2 separate regions of the Homo sapiens genome follow, and region 2 is linked to region 1. Evidence: chromatin loops called from intact Hi-C (ENCODE). Cell type or tissue: heart right ventricle. All regions are shown on one strand. Links, peaks and the distances in the headings refer to the core of each region. The heading gives the core; the rest is flanking DNA.

Region 1 (5,359 bases), core at 306-5,305:
ACTTTTAGTAGAGACAGGGTTTCTCCATATTGGCCAGGCTGGTCTCGAACTCCTGACTCCAGGTGATCCACTTGCCTCAGCCTCCCAAAGTGCTGGGATTACAGGCGTGAGCCACCTCGCCCGGCCTATTCTGTCCTGTTTTTTTAAGATTTAGTTTGCCGGGCACAGTCACTCACACCTGTAATCCCACCATTTTGGGAGGCCGAGGCGGGCGGATCACAAGGTCAGGAGATCGAGACCAGCCTGGCCAATGTGGTGAAACCCTGTCTCTACTAAAAATACAAAAATTAGCCGGGCGCAGTGGTGCGCACCTGTAATCCCAATTACTCGGGAGGCTGAGGCAGGAGAATCGCTTGAACCCGAGAGGCGGAGGTTGCAGTGAGCCAAGATCGCGCCACGGCACTCCAGCCTGGGCGACAGAGCAAGACTGTGCTCAAAAAAAAAGATTTAGTTTAATTCCTGTAATGAGTCAGCCCCTTGGAAAATCAGACAGAATTCTGCCTGCTGAGCAGACACATTCCAGAAGTTACTCTGTGAGAGGTTTAGACGAATTCCTAGTGAAATTTCCAGGGGCGGGAGAGCGTGTCTGGAAGGTCTGCGGACATCACAGCAATCACAGAGGCCTTTGGGGCGGGCAAAACTGTCCGCTGGCGCTCGCTGCTAGCAGGAGGGAGTTCATATTCTTTCCTGGTTTCCTCCTGGCTCAGTGTATCATGATATGCCAGGGAAAGGAGGAGAATTCTCTTTTTTGTTTGTTTGGTTTTTTGAGACAGAGTCTCACGCTGTTGCCCAGGCTGGAGTGCAGCGGCGCAATCTCAGCTCACCACAACCTCTGCCTCCTGGGTTCAAGCGATTCTCCTGCCTCAACCCCCGGAGTAACTGGGATTACAGGCACCCACCACCACGCCTGGCTAATTTTTGTATTTTTAGTAGAGACGGGGTTTCTCCATGTTGGGCAGGATGGTCTGGAACTCCAGACCTCAGATGATCCACCCGCCTCAGCCTCCCAAAGTGCTGGGGTTACAGGCGTGAGACACTGCACCTGGCCTCAACTCCATTTTAATTAACCCTGCAGGGGCCAGGCATGGTAGCTCATGCCTGTAATCCTGGCATTTTGGGAAGCTGAGGCAGGAGGTGGATCACCTGAGGTCAGGAGTTTGAGACCAGCGTGACCAACATGGTGAAACCCTGTCTCTAGGAAATACAAAAAATTAGCTGGGCGTGGTGGCAGGTGTCTGTAATCCCAGCTACTCGGGAGGCTGAGGCAGGAGAATCACTTGAACCCAGGAGGCAAAGATCGTGGTAAGCCGAGATCGCACCATTGCACTCCAGGCTGGGCAACAAGAGCGAGACTCCATCTCAAAAAATAAAAATAAATAAATAAAAAATAAATAAAAATAAAAAAAATTAGCCAGGCGTGGTAGCGCGTGCCTAGTCCCAGCTACTCAGGAGGCTGAGACACGAGAATCACTTAAACCCGGGAGATGGAGGTTGCAGTGAGCTGAGATCGCGCCACTACACTCCGGCCTGGGCAACAGAGCAAGACTTCGTCTCAAAAATAAATAAATAAATAAATAAATAAAATAAAGAGATTTAGGAGAGGACACAAGCAAACATAACTCAGACTGACTTTGGCAAAACTAGGCTTTATGGGTTCCCGTAACTGAAACATCAATGTAGGGCCAGCTTCAGGCTCAGCTGGTTCCAGGTGCCACACAGCATCCTCAGGTTCCTTCGGTGTTGGGAGCTCAGGCTCCAAGCCCAGGACAGATTCCCAGCTCTGCCACATGCCCCTGAGGGACCCTGGGCAAGGCCTACCCCTCTCCCAGCCTCAGTGTCCTTATCTGTAAGTGAAGTCGCCACATTGACATCCCTGCCCTGGGGGACGTCATGAGGGTCACCGGGCACCTGGTGAAAATCAGTGAGGAATAAGAATGAATGTTGAGGCCAGGTGCGGTGGCTCACGCCTGTAATCCCAGCACTCTGGGAGGCCGAGGCGGGCGGATCACGAGGTCAGGAGATCAAGACCATCCTGGCTAACATGGTGAAACTCCGTCTCTACTAAAAATACAAACAATTAGCCGGGCGTGGTGGTGGGCGCCTGTAATCCCAGCTACTCGGGAGGCTGACGCAGGAGAGTGGGGTGAACCCAGGAGGTGGAGCTTGCAGTGAGCCGAGATCGCGCCACTGCACTCCAGCCTGGGCGACAGAGCGAGACTCCGTCTCAAAAAAAAAAAAAAAAAAAAAAAAGAATGAATGTTGGTTCTGACCAAGTAAATTAACGAATTGTCACCAGACAATGACTTCCATGTGACTTTCTGGTGTGAGCCGGAGAGGAGCCGATGCACGCTGCCACCAGAGGGCGGCAAACACCAAGGATGCAGCCGCGGCCCTCGCCCCGCCAGGGAGAAAACGCACCTGCCGCCACTCTCACCTTCTCATTCCCGTAACCGGATGGTGTTTGCTTAGTGCTCCTTGAAAGCCTGGACAGGGCCGGGCGCGGTGGCTCACGCCTGTAATCCCAGCACTTCGGGAGGCCAAGACGGGTGGATCACTTGAGGTCAGGAGTTCAAGACCAGCCTGGCCAACGTGGCAAAACCCCGTCTCTACTTAAAAAAAAAAAAAAAAATAGCCGGGTGTGATGGCGTTCACCTGTAATCCCAGCTACTCAGGAAGCTGAGGCAGGAGAATTGCTTGAACCTGGGAGGTGGAGGTTGCAGTGAGCTGAGATTGAGCCATTGCACTCCAGCCTGGGTGACAGAGGAAGACTCCATCTAAAAAAAAAAATTATTTGTAGAGATGACAGAGTGAGACTCCATCTAAAAAAAAATTATTTGTAGAGATGGGGTTCTCACCATGTTTCCCAAGCTGGTCTTGAACTCCTCAAGTGATCCTCCTGCCTCATCCCCACAAAGTGCTGGGATTACTGGTGTGAGCCATCGAGCCCAGCCCTGACCAACTATTTAGAGGTTGAAAACAGAGCCCGCAGGGCCGGGCGCGGTGGCTCACACCTGTAATCCCAGCACTTTGGGAGGCCGAGGCCCTCGGATCACGAGGTCAGGAGATTGAGACCATCCTGGCTAACAAGGTGAAACCCTGTCTCTACTAAAAATACAAAAAAATTAGCCGGGTGTGGTGGGGGGCACCTGTAGTCCCAGCTACTCAGGAGGCTGAGGCAGGAGAATCACTTGAACCTGGGAGGAGGCGGAGCTTGCAGTGAGCCGAGATCGAGCCACTGCACTCCAGCCTGGGCGACAGAGTGAGACTCCGTCTCAAAAATAAAAATAAAAATAAATAAATAAAATTAGCCGGAAGTGGCCGAGTGCGGTGGCTCTTCCACAGCAGCCAGAGGGCGCCTGTGAGGCTGACTGGGGGTGTCCCTGCTCTGCCCACAGCCCTCCATGGCTCCCATTTCCCTCTGGGTAGAAGCCCAAGTCCTCCGTGCAGCCCACAAGGCTCTGCCCAGTCCCCTCTCTCCTCTCCCTCCTCTGTCTACTCTCCCTCCTCCCTGTCTCCCCCTCCTCCTCTGCCCAGTCCCCTCTCTCCTCTCCCTCCTCCCTCTCTCCTCTCCCTCCTCCCTCCCTATCTCCCCCTCCTCCTCTACCCAGTCCCCTCTCTCCTCTCCCTCCTCCCTATCTCCCCCTCCTCCTCTACCCAGTCCCCTCTCTCCTCTCCCTCCTCCCTTTCTCCCCCTCCTCCTCTACCCAGTCCCCTCTCTCCTCTCCCTCCTCCCTGTCTCCCCCTCCTCCTCTGCCCAGTCCCCTCTCCTCTCCTTCCTCCCTGTCTCCCCCTCCCTCCTCCCTGTCTCCCCCTCCTCCTCTGCCCAGTCCCCTCTCTCCTCTCCCTCCTCCCTGTCTCTCCCTCCTCCTCTGCCCAGTCCCCTCTCCTCTCCTTCCTCCCTGTCTCCCCCTCCCTCCTCCCTGTCTCCCCCTCCTCCTCTGCCCAGTCCCCTCTCTCCTCTCCCTCTTCCCTGTCTCCCCCTCTGCCCAGTCCCCTCTCTCCTCTCCCTCCTCCCTGTCTCCCCCTCCTCTGCCCAGTCCCCTCTCTACTCTCCCTCCTCCCTGTCTCCCCCCTTCCTCTGCTCCAGCCACACGGGCCTCCTCCCTGTTCCTCCAACTTGCCAGGCGGGGTCCTGCCCCAGGGCCTTTGCCTCCCCAGGTGAGGTCCGGCCCCAGGGCCTTTGCACGGCCATGTCCTCTGCCTGGTTTCCCTTCCCTAGGTACCCACTGGGTTCATTTCTTCACTTCTTTCAAGGCTTTGGTGAACGCTCCCCTCATCACACAGCTGTTGCTCAGTAAATATGGCAGAATAAATAGCTGGGCAGGGCTCAGTGGCTCATGCCTGTGATCCTAGCACTTCTGGAGGCTGAGGCAGGAGGCTCACTTGAGCTCAGGAGTTGGAGACTAGCCTGGCCAACGTAGAGAGACTCCATCTCTACTTAGGGTGACCAGGGGAGAGAACAAAATCATGGGCTCATTTTTTTTTTTTTTTTGAAATGGAGTCTTGCTCTGTCGCACAGGCTAGAGTGCAGTGGTGAGATCTCGGCTCACTGCAACCTCCACCTCCTGGGTTCAAGCAATTCTCCTGCTTCAGCCTCCTGAGTAGCTGGGATTACAGGCACATGCCACCACACCCGGCTAATTTTGTATTTTTAGTAGAGACAGAGTTTCGCCATGTTGGCCAGGGTGGTCTCGAACTCCTGACTGCAGGTGATCTGCCCGCCTCACCCTCCCAAAGTGCTGGGATTACAGGTGTGAGTCACTGCACCCAGCAAAAAATGTTTATTATTCCCATTTCACAGACCAGCAAACTGAGGCCCAGAGGGAGCCGCCTGAGGAAACTGGATTGCGCAGCTGATGGAGTCTCAACCAGAGAAGGGGCCCGTGGGGCCTAGATTCAGACTTCCGGCTGTGCAGGCAAGCAGGAGGGCCCCCCAGTCAGGGTCCCCAGGACACCAACCCCAAGCCAAATGAGGCCACCAGAGGCTGTGCCCAGCCCCAGTCCCGCACGGGGCAGGTGTGGAGCAAATGCTGGCGGGATAGAGGGATGGAGAAGGGGGCTGCCTGGGAGTGAGGGGCTGGGTGCCCCACCCACCTGGCCTCAGCCTCCTGCCCTATCCGAGAACAGAGCTCTGGTTTCCTGCCCGGCAGCCCGTGAGGAGCAGCGAGGCATGGCCAGCTGGGGGCCGGACAGTCCTGAAGAGCTTGAGGACTGGCTCCTGGCTCCTAAAGCATAGCGCCGGCTCTGGGGATCTGCCAGGGAGAGACCAGCTCCAGGGCCCCTGGATGCAGGTTAGAGCTCAGGCTGTCCCCTGATGGCCTCGGTGCTATGGGTGAGTTTCTCCACCTCTCTGTGCTCA
Region 2 (5,359 bases), core at 276-5,275, 150 kb after region 1:
TTCCCTTCAGGGGCCTGGGCCTGTCCTGTCTGTACCTTCTTCTTCTTCTTCTTCTTCTTTTTTTTTTTTGAGAGAGTCTCGCTCTGTCACCCAGCCTACAGTGATGCAATCTCAGGTCATTGCAACCTCCACCTCCTGGGCTCAAGTGATTCTCCTGCCTCAGCCTCCCAAGTAGCTGGGATTACAGGCACCCTCCACCAAGCCCGGGTAATTTCTGTATTTTTAGTAGAGACCAGGTTTCACCACGTTGGCCAGGCTGGTCTGGAACTCCTGACCTCAAGTGATCCACCTGCCTCGGCCTCCCAATGTGCTGGGATTACAGGCATGAGCCACTGTGCCCGGCCTATTCATTTTTTTTCCTCCCTTTTTTGTCTTTTTTTATGCAAATGGAAGCACCTTTTTCTTCGCTGTGTATTACTCCATGATGACCAAATGTCTTGGACTCTGTTGCAGGATGGACTTTGGGGGAACCTCCTGGATGTCATCCTGGGGTACACTTCCAGCTGTGGGATTATGGAGTCAAGGTTGTGCTGACCAGGCTGGGTGGCTCATGCTTGTCATCCCAGCACTTTGGGAGGCTGAGGCAGGAGGACTGCTTGAGCTCAGGAGTTCAAGACAAGCCTGGGCAACCTAGTGAGATCTTGTCTCTACAAAAAAATTTAAGGGGGGAGGGGGGAGGGATAGCCTTAGGAGATATACCTAATGCTAAATGACGAGTTAATGGGTGCAGCACACCAGCATGGCACATGTATACATATGTAACTAACCTGCACATTGTGCACATGTACCCTAAAACTTAAAGTATAATAATAATAAAATAAAATAATAAATAAAATTAAAAAAAAAACTTTATTTGCAAAAAAATAAAAAATAAAAAATTTAAAAATAAATTAGCTGGACCGGGAGCAGTGGCTCACGCCTGTAATCCCAGCACGTTGGGAGGCCGAGGAGGGTGGATCACCTGAGGTCAGGAGTTCGAGACCAGCCTGGCCAACGTGGTGAAACCTGGTCTCTACTAAAAATACAAAAATTACCCGGGCATGGTGGCAGGCACCTGTAATCCCAGCTACTCGGGAGGCTGAGGCAGGAGAATTGCTTGAACCCGGGAGGCGGAGGTTGCTTTGAGCCGAGATCATGCCACTGCACTCCAGCCTAGGCAACAGAGCGACACCCTGTCTCAATAATGATAATAAAAGGCCGGGCGCGGTGGCTGACGCCTCTAATCCACCACTTTGGGAGGCCGAGGAGGGTGGATCACGAGGTCAGGAGATCAAGACCATCCTGGCTAACACGGTGAAACCCTGACTCTACTAAAAGTACAAAAAATTAGCCGGGCGAGGTGGCGGGCGCCTGTAGTCCCAGCTACTAGGGAGGCTGAGGCAGGAGAATGGCGTGAACCAGGGAGGCGGAGCTTGCAGTGAGCCGAGATGGAGCCACTGCACTCCAGCCTGGGCGACCTGAGCGAAACTCTGTCTCAAAAAAATAAATAAATACATAAATCAGTAATAATAATAATAATAATGAGGCTGTGGCGTTTGCAAGGTGCCCTCCACCTGGTTCCCGCTGCTAGTGTCCCTGCGGGTATCAGACACCCCTTGTCAGTCATGTGGGACACATTCAGTCCCAAACCACCAGATCGGGGACGTCCCTCACCTGCCCTGAACTTTCCATGGCTCTCCAGGGTCCTGGGGACAAACCCAAGCTATCCTCACTCAGGGTCTCCGCTGAGGGCTGGCCTCCCCGCCAGGCTGGGCCCACCCCCTGGAGCCCCAGCCCCTACGAGGGTCAAAGCCCTTCCCATATTCACAGGCCTTAGAGTTCGCGCCTTGGCTGGGCTCCTAGTCCGGGCTGAGCGTCTACTCGCTGGTTAAGGTCGGTCCTTCCAGGTCCACAGCGGCCTCCACGCGGCCCACCCCCTGCCTGCTCCGCCCCCTCCAGCCCCCTCCCGCGCTCTCACTCCGACCTTGCACCGGGAGGAGGGAATAGGGGGGTTGCCGCTGGGTGAATAGAGGGCGCGTGGGCAGGGGAGGGAGTGGCGAGCGGCTGCCGGAGAGGCGGGAAGGCAAGGCCAGGGGAGGGGGGCACGGGCTATAAACGCTCGGCCGCAGCGGCGCCGGCAGAGGAGCCGCCGAGCCCAGCACAGCTGCCCTCTGGACCCTGCGGACCCCAGCCGAGCCCCTTCCTGAGTTCCACAGGCGCAGCCCCCGGGCGGTCGGGCGGAGGGGTCCCCGGGGCGGTGCCAGGGCGCAATCCTGGAGGGCGGCCGGGAGGAGGAGGTGCGCGCGGCCATGCACACCGTGGCTACGTCCGGACCCAACGCGTCCTGGGGGGCACCGGCCAACGCCTCCGGCTGCCCGGGCTGTGGCGCCAACGCCTCGGACGGCCCAGTCCCTTCGCCGCGGGCCGTGGACGCCTGGCTCGTGCCGCTCTTCTTCGCGGCGCTGATGCTGCTGGGCCTGGTGGGGAACTCGCTGGTCATCTACGTCATCTGCCGCCACAAGCCGATGCGGACCGTGACCAACTTCTACATCGGTGAGTGCGGGCGCTGCGCCGCACCTGCTGCCGTCCCGGGGGCTCCGAGGGCCGAGCGGCCTGGGGCGCCCTCTCGCGACGCATCGGGGCCCTCTCGGACCCGGCTCTGTCCCCTGCAGGGGTCCCCCCCAACCTCGAATCTTTTCCCTGTGGTCCCTGCACCTGAGGCTAGAGGTCGCAAACTCCAGCGCGGGCGGGCCCGGGCGGGCCGGAGGGTGGGGAGTGTGGCACATGGAAACCTCGACCTGGCCACTCGCGGGGCTCGCCCCGGTGCAGCGCGGGCCAACGGCTCGGTGTCAGCTGAACAAAGGGCTGGGGGAGGGGCTGGCTTGGCCCGCGGGCCTTAGTTTGCGACCCCTGCCCCGGTGGCTCTCTGAGCCTGTTTATGCATTTGTGTCCTGGGGTCCCCTATCACACACAGCTGTGAGCCCAGTCGGTGGCTGCTGGGCCGGCACCATTGTCTCCAGTTTGCAGTTGTGGAAACTGAGGCTCAGAGGGTCAGGGGCCTGCTTAGGCTCCCCCAGCCCGGACAGGGCCCAGCAGAACCGATTTCTGCCGGAATGGCCAGGAAATCCGAGCCGGAGGCGTAATGTTTGAGATGTAAGGGGGAATTACTAGAAGGCGCCCCAACTTCTCCGCCCGAGGAGGCCAGGGGCGCTGGGGGAGGGGGGGGCCTCCCTGAGCCATCCTGCTGGTCACTCGGACCAAGGTGGGGGCCAGGGGTCAGGGCCAGGAGCGCTGGGCGGTTCCCGCGGCCAGTGGCGCCCACGCCCAGCGCCCGCGCATCCCCACCGCAGCCAACCTGGCGGCCACGGACGTGACCTTCCTCCTGTGCTGCGTCCCCTTCACGGCCCTGCTGTACCCGCTGCCCGGCTGGGTGCTGGGCGACTTCATGTGCAAGTTCGTCAACTACATCCAGCAGGTGCGCTCCGGAGCAGGAGGGGAGAGGGCGCACTTGGGGACGGGCGGGGGTGCGCTCCGCAGTGGGAGGGGAGGGGACGCACTTGGGGACAGGCGGGAGTGCGCTCCGCAGTGGGAGGGGAGGGGATCGTACGTGGGGACGGGGAGGGGGGGTGCGCTGCGGAGCAGGAGGGGAGGGAGCGCACGTGGGGACGGAGGGAGATGCACTCAGAAGCTGGAGGGGAGGGGGCGCATGGTGGGGCGGGGCAGGGGTGCACTCTGGAGCAGGAGGGGAGGAGGCGCACGTGGGGACGAGGAGAGGGGATGAGCTCCGGAGCGGGGGGCGGGCGCATGTGGGGAGGGGGAGCCCACGTGGGAAGGGAGGACGGACCTTGGGCGGGGCGCGAGGCAACGCATAGGAGAACCAGGGGCTGGGGTGCCCAGCTTGCGGGAAGGGGCTGGGCGGTGGTGCAGCCTAGAACTGGAGTGGGGGGCGGGAATGGGGGAGGGATGCAGACGGGGACCCGGGTCACTGGTGAGGAAGGGCTACTGAGGCCCTGAGGCTTCTTGCCCCGCCTGTCCCTCCATCCCACGCAGCCCCCCTGTCTCAGACTCGGGGTATCAGCCGCCCCCCAAGGGCTCCCTCACTTCCCCAATCCTCCTGCCCTCCTCTCCCAGTCTCCCCACCTTCTGTCCCCTCAACCCGCACTGGACACTCCTCCCAGGACACTTCCCGTGTATGTGCCTGAGTGTTCGCACACGTAGGGGGATCAGCAGGGCGGGCGGACAGGGCAGGCTCCCAACCGCGCAGGTGGCCACACGCCCGGCTGGCGGCTCCCGCAGGTCTCGGTGCAGGCCACGTGTGCCACTCTGACCGCCATGAGTGTGGACCGCTGGTACGTGACGGTGTTCCCGTTGCGCGCCCTGCACCGCCGCACGCCCCGCCTGGCGCTGGCTGTCAGCCTCAGCATCTGGGTAGGTGAGTACAGCTCAGGGGCCTCACGGGAGAAGGCGGACACGTCCTAGTGCCCTGGGCGCCCGGAGCCACCTGCCGCCTCGGTCCAGCATCTGGAAAATGGGCGCAATAGCTCTGCCTGCCTAGGGCCAGCGAGGCTGCAGACGGGGCGCCCGGGCCTTTGCAGGGTGGCTGGGTGAACGCCTCCCGGGGAGGCACGTGGGGGACCGCTGGTTCCCCGAGCGGGGTCTTCATCCTGGCTTGTGGCACAGGCTCTGCGGCGGTGTCTGCGCCGGTGCTCGCCCTGCACCGCCTGTCACCCGGGCCGCGCGCCTACTGCAGTGAGGCCTTCCCCAGCCGCGCCCTGGAGCGCGCCTTCGCACTGTACAACCTGCTGGCGCTGTACCTGCTGCCGCTGCTCGCCACCTGCGCCTGCTATGCGGCCATGCTGCGCCACCTGGGCCGGGTCGCCGTGCGCCCCGCGCCCGCCGATAGCGCCCTGCAGGTGCGCGGCGTGGGTGGGAGGACAGCAAGGCTGGGCGGGCGGGGAGGCACCGTGGTGGGAGGCGCCGGTGGGGGCATCTGCGCGGGCAGGGACAGCCCAAGGGGTCCAGGAGGGGCGGTGCGAGGGGATGAGCTGAGCCGGGCCCCAGCCTTTCGTCTAACCACCTTCACGGCACCCCCCCAGGGGCAGGTGCTGGCAGAGCGCGCAGGCGCCGTGCGGGCCAAGGTCTCGCGGCTGGTGGCGGCCGTGGTCCTGCTCTTCGCCGCCTGCTGGGGCCCCATCCAGCTGTTCCTGGTGCTGCAGGCGCTGGGCCCCGCGGGCTCCTGGCACCCACGCAGCTACGCCGCCTACGCGCTTAAGACCTGGGCTCACTGCATGTCCTACAGCAACTCCGCGCTGAACCCGCTGCTCTACGCCTTCCTGGGCTCGCACTTCCGACAGGCCTTCCGCCGCGTCTGCCCCTGCGC

The links. Peaks named below come from ENCODE experiments on the same cell type or tissue, not always from the same donor. Only the 100,000 strongest peaks of a DNase experiment are listed, where the experiment ranks them.
Region 2: a loop joins it to region 1, with 6 times the contacts of the local background. A loop is called at or near these places in 98 of 110 quality-filtered maps.

The regions. Positions count from the first base shown.
Region 1 is chr19:768,069-773,427 of GRCh38, forward strand. No RefSeq gene overlaps it. Among named protein-coding and RNA genes, the nearest start is that of LINC01836, 12 kb to the right of the region's middle. In heart right ventricle, for the core only: CTCF peaks have their summits at 2,358 (motif pointing right) and 3,354; a DNase peak (open chromatin) is centred at 2,383.
Region 2 is chr19:915,215-920,573 of GRCh38, forward strand. KISS1R (KISS1 receptor) reads left to right here and starts at 2,119. Exons shown (of 5, transcript NM_032551.5): 1 at 2,119-2,532; 2 at 3,330-3,454; 3 at 4,276-4,411; 4 at 4,660-4,892; 5 at 5,076-5,359. The coding sequence starts at 2,289. RefSeq lists silencers at 1,860-1,999, 2,010-2,099, 2,500-2,699, 4,705-5,094, 5,325-5,359 and enhancers at 3,693-4,633, 4,634-5,359. In heart right ventricle, for the core only: a CTCF peak has its summit at 2,618; no DNase peak of the experiment used is centred there; H3K4me3 peaks cover 1,854 bases; H3K27me3 peaks cover 4,232 bases.